Linked DNA regions of Homo sapiens: region 1 is linked to region 2. A link is a loop called in an ENCODE intact Hi-C map of the cell type or tissue named here. Cell type or tissue: natural killer cell. All regions are shown on one strand. Links, peaks and the distances in the headings refer to the core of each region. The heading gives the core; the rest is flanking DNA.

Region 1 (5,384 bases), core at 218-5,217, 860 kb after region 2:
AGCCCTATCTCCCCAGGCCGATGTGAAGAGAGACAGCTGACACCTGCACACACAGAAGGATGGATTACAGGAGAGGCATCCTGAGCTTAGGAATCTGACTGTTTCATAATAAGCATGAAGCATAACTACTCTTCACTCCAGAAAGAGACACTGTTATCTTCCAAGGTTGTAAGCAAACCTACCCTTTACTCTGAAGAGAAACACTGTCTCCATCTTCCAAAGTTATTTACTACACTAACAACCTTGAAAAGATAGTCCAGGATAAGGGACAGTCGGTATTTCGCTCACAGATGCACAAAACGGTAGGAGACCCATGAATAATTATTTCCCAGCGATGCGTAGCTGAGGCTGAAAGGACAAAACATTAGTACTTATTAATTATTAGACAGTGGGCATATGAATGTCATTACACTATTTTCTGACTTCTGAAATAGTTTTAAAACATCTCCCCCTTGGCCGGGCGCAGTGGCTCACGCCTGTAATCCCAGCGCTTTGGGAGGCCGAGTCACTAAATTTATTTAAGTCACTGATCTCAGGCAGATCACCTGAGATCAGGAGTTGGAGACCAGCCTGGCCAACATAGAGAAACTTCGTCTCTACTAAAATACAAAAATCTGCCGGGCGCGGTGGCTCACGCCTAAAATCCCAGCACTTTGGGTGGCTGAGGCAGGCGGATCACGAGGTCAGGAGATCGAGACTATCCTGTCTAACACAGTGAAACCCCGTCTCTGCTAAAAATACAAAAAATTAGCTGGGCGTGGTGGCAGGCACCTGTAGTCCCAGCTACTCCGGAGGCTAAGGCAGGAGAATGGTGTGAACCCAGGAGGCAGAGCTTGCAGTGAGCCTAGATTGCACCACTGCACTCCAGCCTGGGCGACAGAGCTAGACTCCGTCTAAAAAAAAAAAAAAAAATTAGCTAAGCGTGGTGGCACATGCCTGTAATCTCAGCTGCTCAGGAGGCTGAGGCAGGAGAATCAATTGAACTGGGGAGGCGGAGGTTTCAGTGAGCGGAGATCGCGCCATTGCACTCCAGCCTGGGCAACAAGAGCGAAAGTCAGTCTCAAAAAAAAACATCTCTCCTTTGTCCCCAAAAAGAAAAAGAAACGAGACTTGTGTAATAAGGGAGTAGTTGCCTCAAGATTTAGTGGCTGTTCCAATAAAATATGGGTGACTTCCCTTCAGGAATATTGAATTTGATGGCTGGGGCAAGGTAGGGGCCTTTTAATTCAAACAATCTGCAATGTTAGATGGTCAAGTTAGAAGGCATTCCAAAGAGTCCCTTAGCTATTCCTACTTGGTACCTCCTCATTTCAACGCATTCATAGGTGGATCAGGAACAGATGATTGGAAAACTCTCGGAAATCTCTCTCGCTCTCTCTCTCTCTCTCACACACACACACACACACACACACACACACTACTCAAACACAATTACCAAATAAATCGTGCCGGGTGTTATCCATGTTTCTTAATCTCTCTAGACTTTTTTAATGAGGTCAATGGGAGGGCTGTTATTTATGATCTTAAAGCACTGGTATATGGAAAACATAATGGACATAGGAAAGTCAATGGTGAGCAAAAGAAAAATGACCCTGTTCCACAGAACTGACTAGGTAGTGGGGAAGATAAATAATTTGATAGAATAACAAGATGTGACTGGATCCCAGATCCACTAGAAATTGATTTAACCTCACCTTCCACATGTACTCATCCACTAGCTCCCTACGACGTCATAATCTGAGAGAGTAAGCACAGTTTTCTTGTGATTGTTTCTAAGAGAGTAATAGAACAGCAGGGCCAGGGAAACCTTAGATTAAAAAAAGACCCAGCAGGACACTGGTTAACAAAAGGTGTTTGCTTAGGTGACTTCTCTCTCTAGCTCAGATTTTCCTTCACAAAAGAAATTCAAACATCTAGCTTCATACCTCAAATAAATACTGCTTTAAAGCACCCAGCAAATCTAACATAGCATTAAAAAGTCCAAAATTAGAAATATTCTTCTGAGGTCTCTGCCCAAAATGCAAGACCAGCATCCCCAGGACCTTCCTCTCTCCTGCCCCTTCAAACATCACGCAGACAAAATTCTTGTGGACATAACAATATATAAAACACACACACACACACACACACACACACACACACCTTTACTTTCTCTCTGTTTCTGAAAATTTCCCCTTATTCACTCAAAGTCTGAGAATGTATTGGGGGGGGCTCTTATTGCTGAAACAGACGAAAGATTTGCTAATGAGAATGATGGTTTCTTTATCCATACTCTTAGCAACAATAAAAATGTGGCTGCAGTTCAATTTAAGCGAACACCTAAATAAAAATTTAGACTTATGTAAAGTATTAAATTAATATTAAACCAATTTAATAGTCTTTATTTTTGAAAAGAATCAGAGTAGGCCAGGCTGCGGTGGCTCACACCTGTAATCCCAGCACTTTGGGAAACTGAGGCGGGCAGATCACTTGAGGTCAGGAGTTCAAGACAAGCCTGGCCAACATGGTGAAATCCCCATCTCTACTAAAAAATATAAAACACCTGTAGTCCCAGCTACTCAGGAGGCTGAGGCTGGAGAATCATTTGAACCTGGGAGGCAGAGGTTGCAGTGAGCTGAGATTGCGCCACTACACTCCAACCTGGGTGATGGAGTGAGATCCTGTCTCAAAAAAAAAAAAAAAAAAAAAAAACAGAGTAGAATTATTTTATTTAGCAACCTCTCCTAGCAACTGTTTCAGAAAAATATTTACTCTGAAAGATGAAATGTACCTGCAGTTCATTGTTTTTCCCCAGATTTGATCCCAGGGATACCTAAAATGAGATAATGAATGAGCATAAATGCAAAACCAGATCCTAGTTTCCTTTGAAAGCTGGACTAAGTAACAATTACAATCAGCTACATCAGATATGCTGAGCTACCACAAATGATTTTGAAAGATGGGCTTCATCTGCCCCCTGCTGTACTCTAGGTAAATAACAGGACTTATTAATTTAGCATTGGTAGACAAGATTATTTGGCATCCCTCGCTAAAATGTAAAGGCTACGGCAAAAAAGACAGCATGTGTTTCACCACTGTGTCCCCACCATGTAGCATAGTACCTGGGATATAGTAGGCACTCAATAAATGTGTTGAACAAATGAGCATACAGATAAGTAAAGTATGCTTACAGACTGAGTAGGCATAATACCAAGTTTTACAGGCCCAAGAAAAAAATGCAAATGTTTTGCAACGTTCATATGTTTCTGAAAATAACTTGGTGCTTACCGAGTATGCATTGTCAGCAATTCAAACTTGCTATCCTCTAATAATTCCACTAGACTGAAAAAACTAATTAGAATATTCAGACTTAAGGATATACGTAAATTTTCTAAATGTGACTGTCAAGCAATAACTTTTTGAGAGCTTAGAATCTGAAAGCCATAAGGTAAAAAACCATCCAATTGTCTCCAAGACGGCAGAACTTGCAGAGATCACGCAAAGTTCCCCGTGCCATCTCCCATCCCTTGCCTCAGGTGACCCCTGCAGCCGCCAGCCCTCCAGTGATTATCTCCATCTCTCTAGGATTAGTGAAGGCACAGATTGGAAGATAGGCATCATATTTAATTGGGGGTACATTTATTGAATATGAAAGAAGTCATGCGAGGGCCAAGATTTCAACATTTCATATACAGGCATACCCTGGAGATACGGTGGGTTTAATTCCAGACAACTGAAATAAAGCAAATACCACAATAAAGCGAGTCACACAAATTTTTTTGTTTCCTAATTCATATACAGTTATGTTTACATGATACTGTAGTCTATTAAGTGTGAAATAGCATTATGTCTAAAAAAATGGATTTACGTTAACTAACAAATACTTTATTGCTAAAAAGTGGTAACAATCATCTGCGCATTCGGTGAGTCTTTTTGCTGGTGGAGGGTCTTGCTTAATGTTGATGGCTGCTGACTGATCAGGGTGGTGGTTGCAGAAGGTTGAGGTGGCTGTGGCAATTTCTTAAAGACAGTGAAGTCTGTGGCATCAGTGGATTTTCCCTTTAATGAAGGATTTCTGTCACAGGTGATGCTATTTGATAACATTTACCCACAGCAAAACTACTTTCAAAATCGGAGTCAATCCTCTCAAATGCTGCCACTGCTTTAATCAACTAAGTGTATGTAATATTCTAAATCCTTTATTGTCATTTCAACAATGTTCACAGCCTCCCCACCAGGAATAGATTTCATCTCAAGGAACCGCTTTCTTTGTTTATCATCAAGAAGCAACTCCTCATCTGTTAAAGTTTTATAATGAGATTGCAGCAATTCAATTACTTCTTCAAGCTTCATTTCTCATTCTAGTTACCTTGCTATTTCCACATCTGCAGCTACTTCCACCACTGAAGTCTTGAACTCTTCAACGTCATCCAGGAGGACTGGAATCAACTTCTTCCAAATTCCTATTAATATTGATATACTGACCTCCTCCCATGAATCACGAATGTTCTTAATGGTATCTAGAATGATGAGTTCTTTCCAGAAGTTTTTCAATTTACTTTGCCCAGATCCATCAGAGGAATCATTATCTATGGCAGCTATACCTTACAAAGTATATTTCTTAAATGATAAGACTCGAAAGTCGAAATGACTCCTTGACCCATGGACTGCAGAATGGATGATGTGTTAGCAGACATGAAAACAATATTAATACATATTCTTATACAAGCCCATCAGAGCTCACAGGTGACCAGGTGCATTGCCAATGAGCAGTAATATTTTCAAAGGAATCTTTTTTCTGAGCAGTAATTCTCAAGAATGGGTTTAAAATATTGAGTAAATAATGCTGTAAACAGGGGTGCTGTCATCCAGGCTTTGTTGTTCCACTTACAGAAAACAGGCAGAATAGATTTAGCATAATTCTTAGGGGCCTTAGGATTTTTTTTTTTTTTTTAAGACAGAGTCTCACTCTGTCACACTGGAGTGCAATGGCACCATCTCGGCTCACTGCAACCTCCACCTCCCTGGTTCAAGCATTCTCCTGCCTCTGCCTGTAATCCCAAGTAGCTGGGATTACAGGCACCCACCACCACACGTGGCTAATTTTGTATTTTTAATAGAGACAGGGTTTCCCCACATTGGTCAGGCTGGTCTCGACCTCCTGACCTCAAGTGATCCACCCACCTCGGCCTCCCAAAGTGCTGGGATTACAGGCATGAGCCACTGCACCCGGCCAGGATTTTCATAATGGTAAATGAGCATTGGCTTCAACTTCAAGTTGCTGGCTGCATTAGACCCCAACGAGAAAGTCAGCCTGTCCTTTAAAGCTTTGAAACCAGGGATTCATTTCTCTCTAGCTATGAAAGTCCTAGATGGCATCTTCTTCCAATATAAGACTATCTCAT
Region 2 (5,384 bases), core at 198-5,197:
ACACTGTCTGTGTGGATCAATGACTCCTGTTGGACGTGAATGGGGTATCTCAGGGACACCAGCTGGGCTGTGTGAGGCCAGCTAAGAGCAGATGCCGCCCCTGTCCCTGCCTCTGCACCCCTCCTCTACCTTCAAACACTGCTTTGTCACTACGTAAGCTTCCTGTAGTTTAGATGACATTTGAAAGAAAAGGTGTGAAGGGACCGTGAATTGACAAAGATCTAGTTTCTACCATCTGGCATAATTAGGAAGTAATTTGAATTAGAAATTAAATTATTGTAGAGAAATAACATAAGTTTTATTCCTTGCACAGTTACCAGTGGATCACTTTTGAATACTTGTGCTTTCCGGGCACGTCGTATTCTCCAATAAGTTGTTGGTATAAATTTTTTCCACTCAAATAGCCATTAAAAGGGTTGAAAAACTACCTATTGGGTACAATGTTTGCTATTTGGGTAATGGGTACATTAGAAGCCCAATCTCTACCAGATGCAATATACCCATGTAATAAACAGGCACAGGTACCCCCGAATCTAAAATAAAATAAAATTAAACAAACAAACAAACAAACAAACACATAGCCATTATGGTTTACTAGATCTGCCCAATCCCTCTTGCTTCAAATCATTGGTCCTGGTAATTCAGCAAGGAATTGAAAACCCCAACACATTTTATTTTCTTATTTTTGACTATGAAATTAATATATGGCAATTAGAGAAATTTTTGAAAATTTAAAATACATAGAAAAAATTTTATCCAAGTATTACCACCTAGAGAATTCTACAGTTAATAGCGTCTTATATTTCTTGCCAGGATCCTGTCTTCGCATAGTTAACAAAGTTGTCATTATAGTGTATGTGCAGGTTTTTCCTCTGCTTTTTGAACTCTGTTATAGCATAAACACTTTCCATGTTATAGCAAGTTCTTTATAAACATTTCAATGGCTGCATAATAGTCTATCTTGTGAGTTTATGGTAATTTATATAATCACTTAGCTATCGTTGCTATCAAACAAAATTGCTAACACTGCCAAGGACATCTTTATGCAGTGTGGATGGGATAGAGACCGGAAGGCACTATATGGATCTTTGTTTAGAGACAGTGCCCTCTTAGGAAATACCACTTGCAGGGGGCCCCATGTTGTAGGCTAGTCTCTTAGCTCTTTCAGAGTTAATGTCTCACAGGGCTCTGAGCAAGCCTGGGAAGAGGTCTGGGGATGGAACATATAGGCTGAGGGCCTGTTATGTGCCTGACACACAGTTAGGCACTTCTGTGACTATTGTTGTGCATTCTTTACAACTGCCCTACAAAGTGGATAGCATCTCCATTTTGGAGGAGAATCCCGAGGCTTAGAAATATGAAACGACTTTCCCAAGGTCACAGTCAGGGAGTGGCAGGGTCTGGCTGATTCCACAGTCCAGGTCCTTCGCGTGGCCCTCATTTTATTCTGCAGGCTTTGGTACCTTGTGGGACACACTTAAAAGGCCAAGGAGTCCCCGGGTTTGGGGCGGTGTGGGGTAGATACAGCCCTGTCGGCTGCTGCTTTGTCTTGGGGCTGGAGATGGGGTGGATTAGGGCAGGAGACAGCAAAAGGGAAAACTAGCAAAACTAGAGATTTGCTAGTTAATGATGTTTTCTTGCAATTTTTTTTGGGGGGGGGCACGCAAAACATGTCTTGTGGCTCTTGTACTCAGAAGGCTGGAGGTAAGAGTTTGCTGGCTCTTGGCCAGGTGTGGTGGCTCACATGTATAATCCCAGCACTTTGGGAGGCCAAGGTAGGTGGATCACTTGAGGCCAGGAATTTGAGAAAAGCTTGGCCAACATGGCAAAACCCCATCTTTACTAAAAATACAAAAAATAGCCAGGCATGGTGGTACACGCCTGTAGTCCCAGCTACTTGGGAAGCTGAGGCATGAGAATTGCTCTAACCCAGGAGGTGGAGGCTGCAGTGAGCTGAGATCGTGCCATTGCACTCCAGCCTGGGCAATAAAGTGACTCTGCCAAAAAAAAAAAAAAAAAAAAAGTTCCCTGGCCCTCAATTTCCCTGAGACTTCTTTGGAGAGAAGTGAGACTTACTCTCTGTCCCTTTAATAGTGAAATGTCTTGGTGCGTTGGGCCCGGACTACCGTAGAAGTCTGAATAACTTCTCCACAGTTTCTTCCTTACTGGGTCAGTAACTCTGAATGGGCTTTCAGAGTTATTCTGAAAGATCACCACTAGGAGATGCACAAGATTCAAAGAAGTTAGAGCAGTGCTTGGTGATTTTTCTTTCACGTTTATCTGAGCTTTGCAGGTTTCTTTTGTTCTAAATTCATTGAGAATTGAGGGCGAAAATGTCAGTTTCTCAGATCCTATTAATTCTCCAAAGTGAAAAAAATCTACACTTGCCCGTAGTCACATCTAGTGAAACAGGCTGAAGGAACTGACAAACCAGATGCCATGTGTTAAGGATAATAATATGCGTAGCGCCTGATTCCTTTCAGGGAGATGTCAACACTGTTTTGTCACTTTGGTAGAGGACAGTGATGATGGCAGTGCAAATGGTTAACATTTATTGTGATTTCACTTCGCACCAGGTACCATGCTAATGCCTTTAGGTTCTCTTATCACATTTAACCCTCCTGTACACTGTCTCAATTCATGGACACAACAGTTTTGTTACCCTCATTTTGCAAGAAGAGGAAATTGAAGCATAGGGAGGTCGAGAAACTTATCCAAGTTTACCCACCTAGGAAGCAGCTGAGCTGCCATTTAGACTCAAGTTTCTCTGGCCCCAGAGCTGCTCACTTAACCAGTTAAGTATTCTGCTTCCTGGTTTTTATCCCAACTTGACAGATGAGGAGCCATTTGATAGAGGTCAGAGTAGTTAAGGAATTTGTTCTGGTTCTCAGCTGATTAGGGAAGAAGCTTAGACTAGGTGTCCCTTCTCCTGGTCAAGAGCGTTTCCCTTCTTTATCTTGCAGGCGCAGTGTCTGCTAGAGGCTACAAGAAAGAAAGAGGAAAGGTGGGGGCTCATTGGTGGGGCTGAGTCAAGGGGATAAGGGGATCTCAGCACAGAGGAAACAGTGGAAGGTTGCTGCGTGGCGGATTCTGCTACCACTGGGCCCTTGTGGGCTGCGGCCACCTTAAACCTGGCTTAGATCATGGGCTGATTGGATATGGCCTATCTCTGGACGCTGGGTAGAATAAGCTGAAGTGGATGGAGCAGCTTGAACAAAAACACTCTGCAACCCTCTTTGAGTCTTCCTGGCTTTGGAACTCCCTAGTCAGCTCTGTCAACACCGGGTGGCAGCCATCCCTTCCTGGAGGGGAGAGGTGCTTTGAGGTCCTTTCTTCCATCTTTGCTTAGCTCCATGACAGTGTTGGAACACAAAGCTGAATGATCTTACAATCTTTTCCTGTGCTTGTATGGATGTATGGGTTTGCTTTTTTTTTTTTCCCCTCTAGTCCAGATTTCTATCGCTTAGACACTGGTCTTCAAGAGAGGCTCACAGTTGTCACTCATGCAACCTTTATACTTATTCACACCCCACTCTATTCTTCTGACCATCAGCAGCTTCCTTTTCTTGGAGACTTCACCCTTGCAATGATCCAGGACTTCAAAGCTTGGCATGGCAGTGGAGGCCTTCTCCTGCTGTGGGTTAAGACACTGTCCCCAGGAGTCCCTTTGTGCAATACACAGTGCTGAACGACATGGAAGGATGGCACAGTTACCTCTCCAGAAGAGAGTGAGGCACCAGACCAGCTAGTTGAAATCCTTGGAAATTATGGATGAATGAATGTAATAGAATGTGATTTGATAGAGTGGAGAGGGTGGTTCTGGGAGGTGGAGGGGAACTCTTCGCAGCATTGCTATCCAAATGACATACTATAAATCAGGGGCCTCCAATCCTTGGACCATGAACTGATACTGATCTGTGGCCTGTTAGGAACTGGGCCACACAGCAGGAGGTGAGTGGCAGGTGAGTGAGGATTACCACCTGAGCTCCACTTCCTGTCAAATCAGTGGCGGCATTAGATTCTCACAGGAGGGGGAACCTTATCGTGAACTGCGCATGCGAGGGACCTAGATTGTGTGCTCTGTATGAGAATCCAATGCCTGATGATCTGAGATGGAACAGTTTCATCCCAAAACCATACCCACCCTCCCTTTGTGGAAAAATTGTCTTCTATAAAACCAGTCCCTGGGGCCGAAAAGGTTGGGGACCACTGCTATAAATGATGAATGAGAAAACCAGGCTTTAAGTCTTTCCCTCTCTCCCTTCCTTCTTTCTTCCTTTGTTTTTTTTTTTTCTTTTTCTTTTTCTGTTTTCTGACGGGCTTGTGAGCACACAGGTATGTGCTTCAGTGGCAGTCAACAGTTTTGCTGATTTCTTATTGTAACCTAGGCTAAAAAAATATTGGACAGTGAGTTGATAGTTGATAGTTGATTAAAAGTAATGGCAAAGACTGCAATTAATTTTGTACCAACCTAATAGAATTCTAATAAAGCTGGCTTAACTGGTGAGTATAAACTTTGCTGATGCTAGTTTCCTCTTCTAAAAATTAGAGATTTGGATAAGAAGAGTTTTTGGAAGTTTTGAGAGTCTCATTCATTCTAATATTTTATTTTTGGGAAAAAATGGGGATTTCAAACTGATATTTTGAGCAAGACAATGATACAAATCTTTAAAAACACAATGTGGATAAGGGTGTTGGGGTGGGTTCTTAGTCTCCAGGGTTGTTACGGATGCAAAGAGTGAGACCCTTGCCAAGGCCACCTATGTGGTGTGACCCACCATACAGTTTTTAAATGGTATCCACATAGAATACTCTTTAGGTTTGCGTGGTTATTGCACAAAGCTGACCATTGATAGCCTGCCGGGGTTTGCTTGTGTGTCTTAAACACTCTTAAGACAAATAAATTGTCCAGTGGTCTATATTTGGTGCTCTTTTTTTTCATCCCTGTGTACAGAGCTGAACTGAGCTGGCTGCTTGATCTTGGTCCAAATATAATGGCCCAATTGTCCCCTTATGTCAGGGGGTCGGGCTATGGAGCACACCCAGCGCCCTGTGGGAACCCACAGAAGGGAGGTGGCTATTTGGACATATAGTCTGTAGTGGAGACAAGTTAACGACCCTGCCTGGGGCATTCCAGAGTTTATTTAATGATAAAACTGGCCCCAGATTCTCCACTGGGGCTTGTAAGTCCTGTGCAGCACACGATGGGGTGAGAATGCAGTTAAACACACATCCTAAAGGCATTTTAGCTTGTGAGGAAATGGTAAATCCCCTCTGTGATTTGAAAATACCATTTAAAAAATTGTGCCAAGACAGTTTTTTTTTTTTTCCCTAACCCAGCTCTTATAAAGCAGAAAAACAGAATGGTAATTTAATCTATGACT

What was found. Hi-C counts contacts between places; a loop is a spot of excess contacts. Peaks named below come from ENCODE experiments on the same cell type or tissue, not always from the same donor. Only the 100,000 strongest peaks of a DNase experiment are listed, where the experiment ranks them.
Region 1: it touches region 2 in a loop (6-fold over the local background); 6 of 110 quality-filtered maps call a loop at or near these places.

The regions. Positions count from the first base shown.
Region 1 is chr2:38,271,860-38,277,243 of GRCh38, forward strand. It overlaps LOC105374467 (a long non-coding RNA gene), which reads right to left and starts at 344. Exons shown (of 3, transcript XR_939973.1): 1 at 183-344; 2 at 1-43. RefSeq lists an enhancer at 5,192-5,384. In natural killer cell, for the core only: CTCF peaks have their summits at 2,964 (motif pointing left) and 3,167; a DNase peak (open chromatin) is centred at 2,952.
Region 2 is chr2:37,412,386-37,417,769 of GRCh38, forward strand. No RefSeq gene overlaps it. Among named protein-coding and RNA genes, the nearest start is that of QPCT, 70 kb to the left of the region's middle. RefSeq lists an enhancer at 4,342-5,384. In natural killer cell, for the core only: a CTCF peak has its summit at 2,247; a DNase peak (open chromatin) is centred at 2,226.